Regions from separate parts of the Homo sapiens genome. Here region 1 is linked to region 2. The links are chromatin contacts, found by Hi-C or POLR2A ChIA-PET in ENCODE. All regions are on one chromosome and are shown on one strand. The core of a region is the stretch at or near the end of the contact, and the rest is flanking DNA. Distances in the headings are between cores, read along the strand shown. Region 1 has its middle 50 kb from the start of CLIC4. Region 2 holds the start of SRRM1 (serine and arginine repetitive matrix 1).

Region 1 (5,413 bases), core at 2,534-5,033, 51 kb before region 2:
AAACTTATCAAATTAACCAGGCACCGTGGCTCATGCCTGTAATCCCAGCACTTTGGGAGGCTGAGGAGGGCAGAATACTTGAGGTCAGGAGTTTGAGACCAGCCTGGCCAACATGGTGAAACCCTGTCTCTACTAAAATACAAAGAAATTTTGGGAGGCTGAGGTGGGCGGATCAGGAGGTCAGGAGATTGAGACCATCCTGGCTAACATGGTGAAACCCCATCTCCACTAAAAATACAAAAAATTAGCCAGGAATGGTGGCAGGCGCCTATAGTCCCAGCTACTCAGGAGGCTGAAGCAAGAGAATCACTTGAACCCGGTGAGAGGTGAAGGCAGCTGGGTTTCTGGATCAGGTGGGGACTTGGAGAACTTTTCTGTCTAGCTACAGGATTGTAAACACACCAATCAGCGCTCTGTGTCTAGCTAAAGGTTTGTAAACACACCAATCAGCACTCTGTAAAAACACACCAATCAGAGCTCTGTGTCTGGCCAACGGTTTGTAAACGCACCAATCAGCACTCTGTAAAAACACACCAATCAGCACTCTGTAAAAATGGACCAATCAGCACTCTGTAAAATGGACCAATCAGTGCTCTGTAAAATGGACCAATCATCAGGACATGGGCGAGGCCAAGTAATGGAATAAAAGCTGGCCACCTGAGCTCCCAGCGGTAACCTGTTTGGGTTTCTCTCCTTGCTGTAGAAGATTTGTTTTTTTGCTCTTTGCAATAAATCTTGCTGCTGCTTAGTCTTTGGATCCAGTCTACCTTTAAAAGCTGTAACACTCACTGTGAGGGTCTGTAGCTTCGCTCCTGAAGTCAGCGGGATCATGAACCCACTGGAAGGAACAAACGCCTCTGGAAACACCACCTTTAAGAGCTGTAACACTCACTGCAAAGGTCTGCGGCTTCACTTCTGAAGTCAGCAAGACCACGAACCCACTGGCAGGAAGAAACTCCAGACACATCTGAACATCTGAAGGAGCAAACTCTGGACACACCATCTTTAAGAATTGTAACACTCACTGCAAGGGTCCGCGGCTTCATTCTTGGAAGTCAGCAGAGCAAGAACCCACCGGAAAGAACCAATTCCGGATACCAGGAGGCGGAGGTTGCAGTGAGCTGAGATTGTGCCACTGCACTCCAGCCGGGCGACAGAGCGAAACTCCGTCTCTAAAACAAAAACAAACAAAAAAACAAATAAATTAGCCAGGTATGGTGGCGGATGCCTGTAATCCCAGCTGCTCCGGAGGCTGAGGCTGGAGAATCACTTGAACCCAGGAGGCAGAGGCTGCAGTGAGCAGAGATTGCGCCACTGAACTCTAGCCTGGGCAACAGAGTGTGACTCTGTCTTTAAAAAAAAAAAAAAAAAGTATATTTTACATGCTCAATGTGTCAGTTTATTTTATGTCAATATGTCAGTTTATTGTATGTCAATTTTACCTCTGTGAAGCTGCGAAGTCACTATTGTGGAATCCCAGTGTGTAAAAGCTAAAAGCTAAGAATGGAGCAGCTCTGGATGGTGGGGTGAGGGCTGGAGTACCAGTCCCCATCTGCCCCTGAGGATTATCCACTTCACGCCTGGCCTCCACCTGGCACATTTTGAAAAACCACAGATGCTTTTGACAGAGCCTTGCCTAAAGTCCTGCAGACTGAGTTGAGCAGAACCAGGAGCAGAAACTGGGGTTCCTCCCTGTGTGGCCAGAACGCTGCAACAGGCACTGGTGATGGAGGCCATGTTCATCAAGGGCCTCAAGGATGGCCCAACAGCACAGCTGCTAACCAGCCCTGAGGGTCTACTCTGTGCTAAGCCCTAGTTCTTGGGGAGGGGTAAGGAGACCCCAGTTGCTTGTCCTCAGGGAGCTCTCCATCTACTTGGGAACAAGAAAGAACTGGAATTCAGGAAGCACCAGAAACAGAAAATGACACAGATGACTTGAGTGTCATCTGGGTGTCACACTTGAGTGTCCTGGGCTGGGGAGCTGTTGACCACACCCAGAGAGGGCAGCACATGTGGCATGAGCCTTTTCTCCAGCAGCCCAGGAAGAAGGCACAAGGAACAACACTTTGTGGCAGGGGTAGCAAGTGGTACGCCAGATCCACACTATGTAAATGCCCTCGAGGGAATGTCCCTTATTCCACAGTAGGGATGCTGATACCCAGCGAGGAGAAGGGACAAAACCAGAACAAGAGCCGGCGCCTCCTGACTCCAGTTCCAGTCACTTGCCAAAGCTGCCCCTTGGGAGGGTTTGGCATTTGTGCATCGCAGTGCTGGAGTCTGGTGTTCCCCTTGGTAGGACAGGCTATGGGGACTGAGTCCTGGACCATGAGGCCAGGGCAGGGCCATGACACAGGCTGAGGGGGAGGCATGCAACCTACCCATCCAGGCCTCTCCCCAGCTGTTGCTGGGTCAGGTGCTGACAGACTTTCTCCCTGCTGAGCCCTCTGGCATGCTTGGAGCTCAGTGGTGATAATCCAGAACTTCTCTTCCCTTGGAGGGCTCTTGCATGGAGGCAGAGTTCTAGATAAGGACCTAGAGCTTTGCCCTTTCTTCCGGCCCACCCTCCTCCTTTCCTGGGGACTTAATGAAGAACACCAGGGACGGAAGTAGTCACTCTTGGGCAGGGACACTTGGCCGCCCTAATCAGCCTGCCTACTTCCTGCCCTGGCTCCTGCTCTGAGATTAAGAAAAACAACAACCTCTTAAATTTAGACAACTTCTTTGCCATACATGGGGGATGCTCACATACATGCCCTTATTAAAAATGTTTTTACCCAATCCTCACAATTTGGATGACAAATTATGATCCCCATTTTACAGATAAGGAAACTGAGGCTGAGCAAGATGAAAGATTTACCCTGGCCTTAGAATTAGTAAGTGTTCAGAGTTTGTTCGTGAACCTAAGTCTTTGTTTTTGTTTTGTTTTGCTTTGTTTTGAGACGGAATCTCGCTCTTGTTGCTTAGGCTGGAGTTCAATGGCAATGGTGTGATCTTGGCTCACTGCAACCTCTGCCTCCCGAGTTCAAGCGATTCTCCTGCCTCAGCCTCCCAAGTAGCTGGGATTACAGGCGCCCGCCACTGCGCCTGCCACCGCAACTGACAAATTTTGGTATTCTTAGTAGAGACGAGGTTTCGCAAGGTTGGCCAGGCTGGTCTCAAACTCCTGACCTCAGGTGATCCATTCGCCTCGACCTCTTGATGTGCTGGGATTACAGGCGTGAGCCACCGCATCTGCGCAAGTCTTTGGTTTTGTACTTTTTTATTCTTTATTTTTTAAAGGTCCTCTACCATTTCCAAGACATAGTCTTTCTCTGTTTCCCAGGCTGGAGTGCAGTGGCACGATCACGGCTCACTGCAACCTTGATCTCTTGGGCTCAAGCCATCCTCCCACCTCAGCCTCCTAAAATGCTGGGATTACAGGTGCATGCCACCATGCCTGGCCCCTCAAGTCTTCGGACTCCTAGCTTTCCCCTCCCTACTCCTATCCTTGAGCTCCTGTGAATGCCTAGAGGGAGTGTTATGTGATCGAAAACAGATGAGTGCTGAGATGTTCAAGCTGAATTTGAATCCCAGTTACATGGCTTACTTTTGCTGGACTAGTTACTCCACCCCTCTGGGCTTCAGTTTCCTTATCTGTAAAAGGAGATAATTATAGTAACCACCCATCAGGTTTGATGTGAGAATGACACAAAGCAGCCACATGTGAAGTACTTGGCACATAATAAGCAGAAAGCACTTAGTGAACCACAGCTGCTGTTTAATCACGGGTCCTGCTGGTGAGGCCACGTCTGTCCCGCAGCTCTCTGCACGTACCCTGTCTTGCTGCTGAGCCTCTGTTGCCTCCAGTGCCTTGCCCCGTGTCCTTGCTGGCTGCTGGGAGGATCAGATGAGATGGTGAAGGGCAAAGGGCATGAAGTATGCAGCTTTTTCTCTGCCGGGGTATGAATGACCACGCAAGACCCGGTGTGTTGGAAGTGAGGCTGCTCCTAAAATTTCATCATCTTCTCTGGACAGAAGTGAACTAAGAAAACCCCAAAGCATCCTCAGATATGTTAATACAACCTTCTGCATTCAAAAAGGAGGAAACTGTGGCCCAGAGAGGAGCAGGGACTTCCTCAAGGTCACACAGCAAGGCTGAGTGGAAGCTGGCCCAGAGCTCTTCCCACCTGGCCACATGATTCCTCTGTCTTCCTTCCCCCGAAGGGACTGACCCAGAGAGACCTGGAAATTGTTGCCCAATGTTTAAGGGCAATTACAGGATGGAAAAGCCATGTCTTAGCAGGAGTGGCCAGTGGAAGGATGAGTACCATGGTCAGGAGTCCATAGAACAATGTGGTTTTCCTGTACCCAGCATCACTGGTGGCCATGGGACAGTAGTGTGTACCCACTATGTTGCCCAGGCTTGTAGTATAAAGGACCAAGGCTGAGCATGGTGGCTCACACCTGTAATCCAGCACTTTGGAAGGCCAAGGTGGGCAGACCACCTGAGTTCAGGAGTTCGAGACCAGCCTGGCCAACATGGTGGAACCCCGTCTCTACTAAAAATACAAAAATTAGGCCGGGCTTGGTGGCTCACACCTGTAATCACAGCACTTTGGGAGGCCGAGTGGGCAGATCACGAGGTCAGGAGATTGAGACCATCCTGGCTTACACGGTTAAACCCCGTCTCTACTAAAAATACAAAAAATTAGCCAGGAGTGGCGGTGGGCACCTGTAGTCCCAGCTACTCGGAGGCTGAGGCAGGAGAATGGCGTGAACCCAGGAGGGGGAGCTTGCAGTGAGCCGAGATCGCACCACTGCACTCCAGCCTGGGCAACAGAGTGAGATTCCATCTCAAAAACAAAAACAAACAAAAAAAAAAAACAAAAAAAAAGGACCAAGGCCAAATGTGGTGGCTTACGCCTATAATGCCAGCACTTGGGGAGACTGAGGCAGGAGGATTGCTTGAGCCCAAGAATTCGAGACCAGCCTGGGCAACATGGCGAAAACCCATCTATATTAAAAATACAAAAAAATTAGCCAGATATGGTGGTGTGAGACTGTAGTCCCAACTACTTGAGACGCTGAAGTGAGAGAATCATCTGAGCCTGGGAGGTTGAGGCTGCAAGTGAGCCATGATAGCTCCACTGCACTCCAGCCTGGGTGACAAAGTGAGACCCCTTTTCAAAAAAAAAGAAAAAAAATAGGACCAAAGACTGAGAAGGTGAGAAGGGTCCACCCTTCCTCCCCTAGAGTCTGGGCCCAGCTCCCACCACTGCCCATAAAAGGAGCATAGTCAGACAAGGCAGATCTGGAGGATAAGATGAGGAAGATAAAAATCATTCTTTGAATGGTATGACTTAGAAAACCTAGGTCAAACTGGCTTCACCATAAGGGGAATTAACTGGATTCGAGGTGAGTCCTCAGGTGAGGG
Region 2 (5,080 bases), core at 1,174-3,673:
TATCCAATGTTAGATTTGATTTGTATCCTTTCACACCTTTTCCTATGCTAATAGATACGTAGGGCTTTTCTGTTTAAATGAGAACACATTGAAGTATTTGAAATTTCATTCTTTTTTGAAAGCCAGTTGCATGCTTGCAAAACTACTGTGGCAATGCATACAAACAGGGTGAAAGGAAAAAAGAACATCCCAGGACTGTGCTGTTAGTCTTCTACAACTTTTAGGAACTTGGAATGAGTGAAGAAGACAGGGTTACCTAAATAAACTCAATTTCAGCAAAGAACCTGGAAAAATGAAAGCTTACAAATACTACCTTAGATCATCGAGTGATCACTAATTATTCTTTTCATTTTGTCATTCCTACTGGCCCAATTAAACACGGAAATAACTGGCTGTGCCATCTGAAATGTACTGATTGGTTCACTGAGTTGGCCACAGTCCCCTGGAAAGCGATCAAAAAAAATTTTGTTTGAGAAGGTAAAAACTGTGCCACTACTTAGCCGTAAGATCGTAAACCAAGTTACCCAGCCTCTCTGAGGATAGTTCCTTCCCTGCTAAAATAGAGGTATAGAAACCTACTCTGCAGGGTTGCTGTGTACATACCAGAAATAACATATGTAAAGTATCTGGCATGTGGAAGAAGTTCATTGAATGGAAGATATAACTTCTATACTACCTGAAATAGTTCATCTGGTTGGCAGGGTACTAGATAATGACCCTAAAATATTTTAACTTGGATCTTAAATCCAGTTAACTCTTGTATTTAAGCAATTGTAGGCTGTGTACTAAAAACTCGCCCCTCTCCCAGACCTTTACCAATACCACAAGCAAACTTCATGTTAAAATTTGCTCATCAATCACCTTACTCTTTTATTTATTTGGACTCCTTTCCACAGAAAATATTTTGACAAAAGTCAGAAAAGGCTTTCACTTGTTTCAAAATACTACTTGCACTGCAGAAAATATTGAATATTTACTACAAAACACTTTGATGGAAATTACAAAATGGACAGTTCATAAGCAGTTTGCAAATTCGATACGCTAATCTGAAACTATCATTCCAAAATAAGTATCTTACTGTTTGCCTAAGAACAGCTGGTTGTTCTTAGGTAAAATACTTGGGGGATAACATTCTAACATGACGAAAAACTCGTTGGCATATTTAAAGCCAATTAAAGAAGGATTTCAATGTCCAATTCGGAGTGTCCAAAGATATTTTTACTAAAGTTCTGGCCCTCCTCCCTTCCAATTTTTCCTTTGAAAACACACAAACTGCAAATTACATGCTCTAAAGAGAAGAGCTAACGTGTATTTCAGAAAACGGATATATTGGCTTAGATCAACTAGTTTCTATACGACTTCATTCTGCATTAACAGTTTGCAAGCCCTGAGAGACCAATGGTGCTCAACTCTAGTCCTGTGTCCCTTCTAGATCTTGATCTAGTACTAATTTCCTACAGGAGGGGACTATGGGACACACAGGCTCCAGCACGAGCCTGATAAAGTGTGGGCCCCGAGAACCAACTACGACGGAGTAACTTCCCTGCCTGCAGGCGATGGGCAGACGACGCTGGCAGAGCCTAGGTAAGAGTTACCTTTCACCAGCGGACTCCAAGAGTAAAACACGATGGTGGCGGGTGGTGAGGGATGTGGAGGGCGGGAAGGAATTGAATCACTCCACAACCTGCCTCCATACCCGCGCATAGTTTTCGTTGCACCCTCTACCCTCACAGAACCTTAAATTCACATTGTCCCAACAAGTTATCTACGTCCCCCTCCCTGAAGGGATATCAAATTGGGCGGGAGCTCCCGCGAACCCTGACCTGGCGCCTCCACGAAGGCTTAGGACCTGGAGGGAGGACGTTGGGGGGCGGGGAGGGCGCTTTTTCAAAAAAAGCCGCTGAATGCTTCTTCCTGTTCTCCCTCCCCTAAGGTGCTCTCCCAAGATGTACCCCCAAACCATATTCTCCCTGCCCTGCCGCCACCAGTGACCTTAGGGCTTTCCTTTGGCCTCCCACTCGGGACTTCCTCCTCCGGCTCCGCTAGGCCCCAGGACCCGGCGGCACGCACGGCGCTCGGCCTGCAGGCCCCGCCAGGCAGGCGGGCAGCGAGGTACCATCCCGGCCCATTCCCGCCGCCATTTTCCGGCCACCGTCGCCGCCGCGTAGGGGGGACCATTCCGGAGGAGGAGACTGCGCAGGGGCGCACCGGTCTCCGCCGCAGCGCACGGGGGGGGGGGGGGTGCGCCGGCTCTAGGAGGAATCCTTAAGATCTCCGAAGCTCCCCTCGCTGGCCACCCTGTGCCAAGCTAAGGTCTCCTACCAGGCCTTACCGAGAAGTCCCTGGCCTCACCCCGGCGCCCGGCGCTTCTACTTACGCGGAAAAATCCCGCGTCCATCTTGCCGCCTCGCTCGGAGATCGCTCCCTATCCCAGGGTACACCGCGCCGCCGCGACGGAGGGCGGGACCGGCGGAGGGAAAGCCGAGCGCCGGGACGCAGCGCGCGTCGTTGCGCCCGCCCCCTCCGGCCGACACGAGGCCGCGCCTGCTCAGTGCGCCGAGAGCCCGCCACGCGTGCGCACGAGCGCCAGCGGGGGCGGGCTTCTGTCAGGCCCTAAACTCCCCGGTAGGTAGTGGAGGAGGCGAACCTGACGACCGCAGCCAATGGGAGCAAAAGGGAAGGCCGTCGAGTCGCCCCGCCCTGCAAGTCCTTTTGTGGCGCGTGACCATCCTTGTTCGCGCAATGTGACGTGACCCATCCTTCGACCCGTAGTGGAAGAGGCTTGGCGTCCTGGAGTTCCATGAAGCGATTGAAGAGAAAGGCTGTTACCTCAGAGTGACGCGGGCGAGGCGGCCCGTGCGCCGACGAGAGGCCTGCGGCTTCCCTCTCGTTGTGAAAGTTGTGATTGTGTAGGTTTTACGCGTTTACCAGACGAGAGAGGATTGTCTGTAAAGCGGTCGAGCCTGGCAGCAGACATGAAATCTGCCTTGTAGCTCAGCTTGCTCAGCCTTTGGAGGAAGCTGGAAGTGTCCAGTAGATGGGTTTCGGTTTCGGCGGCCCGGTAATCACGCCGCTGGGCAGGACGCCCGCCAGAGAGCCGTGGTCCTCGGGCTCTGCCTCGGGCTCTCCCCAGCCCGGGTCTCGGACTCCGAGAAGCACCAGCTTCCTCGCAGCGCCTCGCCTGGCCGCCCTGGTGCCTCTGCTCTGGCTGCGAGGGCCTTGGGTTGGATGCGCACTGCTAGATTTTCTTATTTTGAAAATTATTGGCCGGGCGCGGTGGCTCACGCCTGTAATCCCAGCACTTTGGGAGGCCGAGGCGGGCGGATCACGAGGTCAGGAGATCGAGACCATCCTGGCTAACACGGTGAAACCCCGTCTCTACTAAAAATACAAAAAATTAGCTGGGCGTGGTGGCGGGCGTCTGTAGTCCCAGCTACTCGGGAGGCTGAGGCAGGAGAATGGCATTAACCCGGGAGGTGGAGCTTGCAGTGAGCCGAGATCACGCCACTGCACTCCAGCCTGGGTGACAGAGCGAGACTGTCTCAAAAAAAAAAGTTATTTTTATCTAATAAAGCAGAGATGGGGGTCTCGCTCTGTTGCTGGTCTCGAACTCCTGGCCTCCCAAAGTGCAGGGACTTCAGGCCTGAGCCACCGCGCCCGGCCCCACTCTGCCAGCTTTTTCGCAAGCGCTTCTCGCCCTTCTCGCTTCCCTTTCTCGGAGGGAAAGCCGGCGTCCCTTTCTCAGAAAGGCCTCCTCCGGCCATCTTTTGCATCGTTCCCGCCCCCACACACACTCTCGCCTCCCTTTTCTCTTTTTTTCCATGGCACTTAGCCCACCTGAAAGTATGTGTGTGTTTGCTCTCGTGGCTGGAGACACTAGCTGTGTGCTGGAGACATCCCTGCATCTCCAGCTCAGACTTCTCTCTTGACCGTCCCACGTGCCCCAAGTTGAAATCCTGATTCCTTCGCCCTCCATCCACCAAAACCACAAACCACCTGCCCTTCCCAGGGTCTTCCCTGGCTCCCGCTGACCGCAGTGGCTTTCCTTTGGTGTAGGACGCAAGCGTGTGTTACTCTTGACTCCTTTCCTTTACCTCGGCTTTCAAACCATCAAGAAACCCTCCCTGCTGTCATCGTGGTTCAGGGCACCATCGTCTCTTCCCTGAACTGCGCTAACCCCCTAAGTGGTCTTCCTGCTTCTACCCTGGCCACTCAGCATCTACTCTAAGTGTAGCCGGCAGGGTAGTTCTGTTAGAAAACCTTAATCAGACACTTTTCTCAAAACCTTCCAGCAGCCTCTCATTTTTGTTAGAACAAAAGCCAAAATCCTACCTGATGCACGCTATTTCGTCTTTGATGTAATCTAGAATGCTCTACTTCCAGATATCTTTTTTTTTTTTTTTTGAGACCGAGTCTCGCTCTGTCGCCCAGGCTGAAGTGCAGTGGCGCGATCTCGGCTCACTACAACCTCTGCCTCCCGGGTTCAAGCGATTCTCCTGCTTCAGCCTCCCTGGCAGCTGGGACTACAGGTGCGCACCACCACGCGCGGCTAATTATTGTATTTTTAGTAGAGATGGGGTTTTGCCATGTTGGCCAGTCTGGTCTCAAACTCCCAACCTTCACTGATCCTCCCGCCTCGGCCTCCCAAACTGCTGGGATTACAGGCATGAGCCACCACGCTGACCTACTCCTGGATATCTACTGGGCAAACTTAAAGTCCCCACTGCCCCCCCGCAGATGGGGTCTTGCTCTGTCTGCCCAGGTTGGAGTGCAGTGGCAGGATCTCGGCTCACTGCAACCTCCACCTCTCAGTTTCAAGGAATTCTCCTGCCTCAGCCTCCCAAATTGGGAGCTGGGATTACAGACGCCCGCCACCAAGTCCGGCTACTTTTTTTATCTTTAGTGGAGATGGGGTTTCACCATGTTAGCCAGGCTGGTCTGGGACTCCTGACCTCGTGATCCACCTGCCTTGGCCTCCTAAAGTGCTGGGATTATAGGCGTGAGCCACCGTGCCCGGCCTGGGCAAAGTTTTTACTTTAAAGTTTTTACTCGATGGTCACTCACTGAAGCCTAACCTGAC

The links. Hi-C counts contacts between places; a loop is a spot of excess contacts on that map. ChIA-PET counts read pairs that join two places held with the same protein, here RNA polymerase II (POLR2A). Pooled maps may share reads with other maps.
Region 1: a map of cardiac septum shows a loop between it and region 2 (5-fold over the local background). The contact joins the enhancer-like site here to the promoter of SRRM1 in region 2. A Hi-C loop is called at or near these places in 2 of 168 maps with a recorded cell type or tissue (cardiac septum and dorsolateral prefrontal cortex) and 7 of 50 pooled maps. POLR2A ChIA-PET finds 5 or more read pairs at or near these places in 14 of 52 experiments (AG04449, CD8-positive, alpha-beta memory T cell, Caco-2 and 11 more).

Annotation. Positions count from the first base shown.
Region 1 is chr1:24,692,804-24,698,216 of GRCh38, reverse strand. No RefSeq gene overlaps it. Among named protein-coding and RNA genes, the nearest start is that of CLIC4, 50 kb to the left of the region's middle. RefSeq lists a silencer at 2,593-2,712. Within about 2 kb of position 3,783, at least 14 of the 41 ENCODE cell types and tissues checked have a DNase peak (open chromatin) inside an H3K27ac peak, as active enhancers do.
Region 2 is chr1:24,640,645-24,645,724 of GRCh38, reverse strand. SRRM1 (serine and arginine repetitive matrix 1) reads right to left here and starts at 2,423. Exons shown (of 17, transcript NM_005839.4): 1 at 2,378-2,423. The coding sequence starts at 2,398. RefSeq lists silencers at 2,042-2,101, 2,362-2,681 and an enhancer at 2,752-2,851.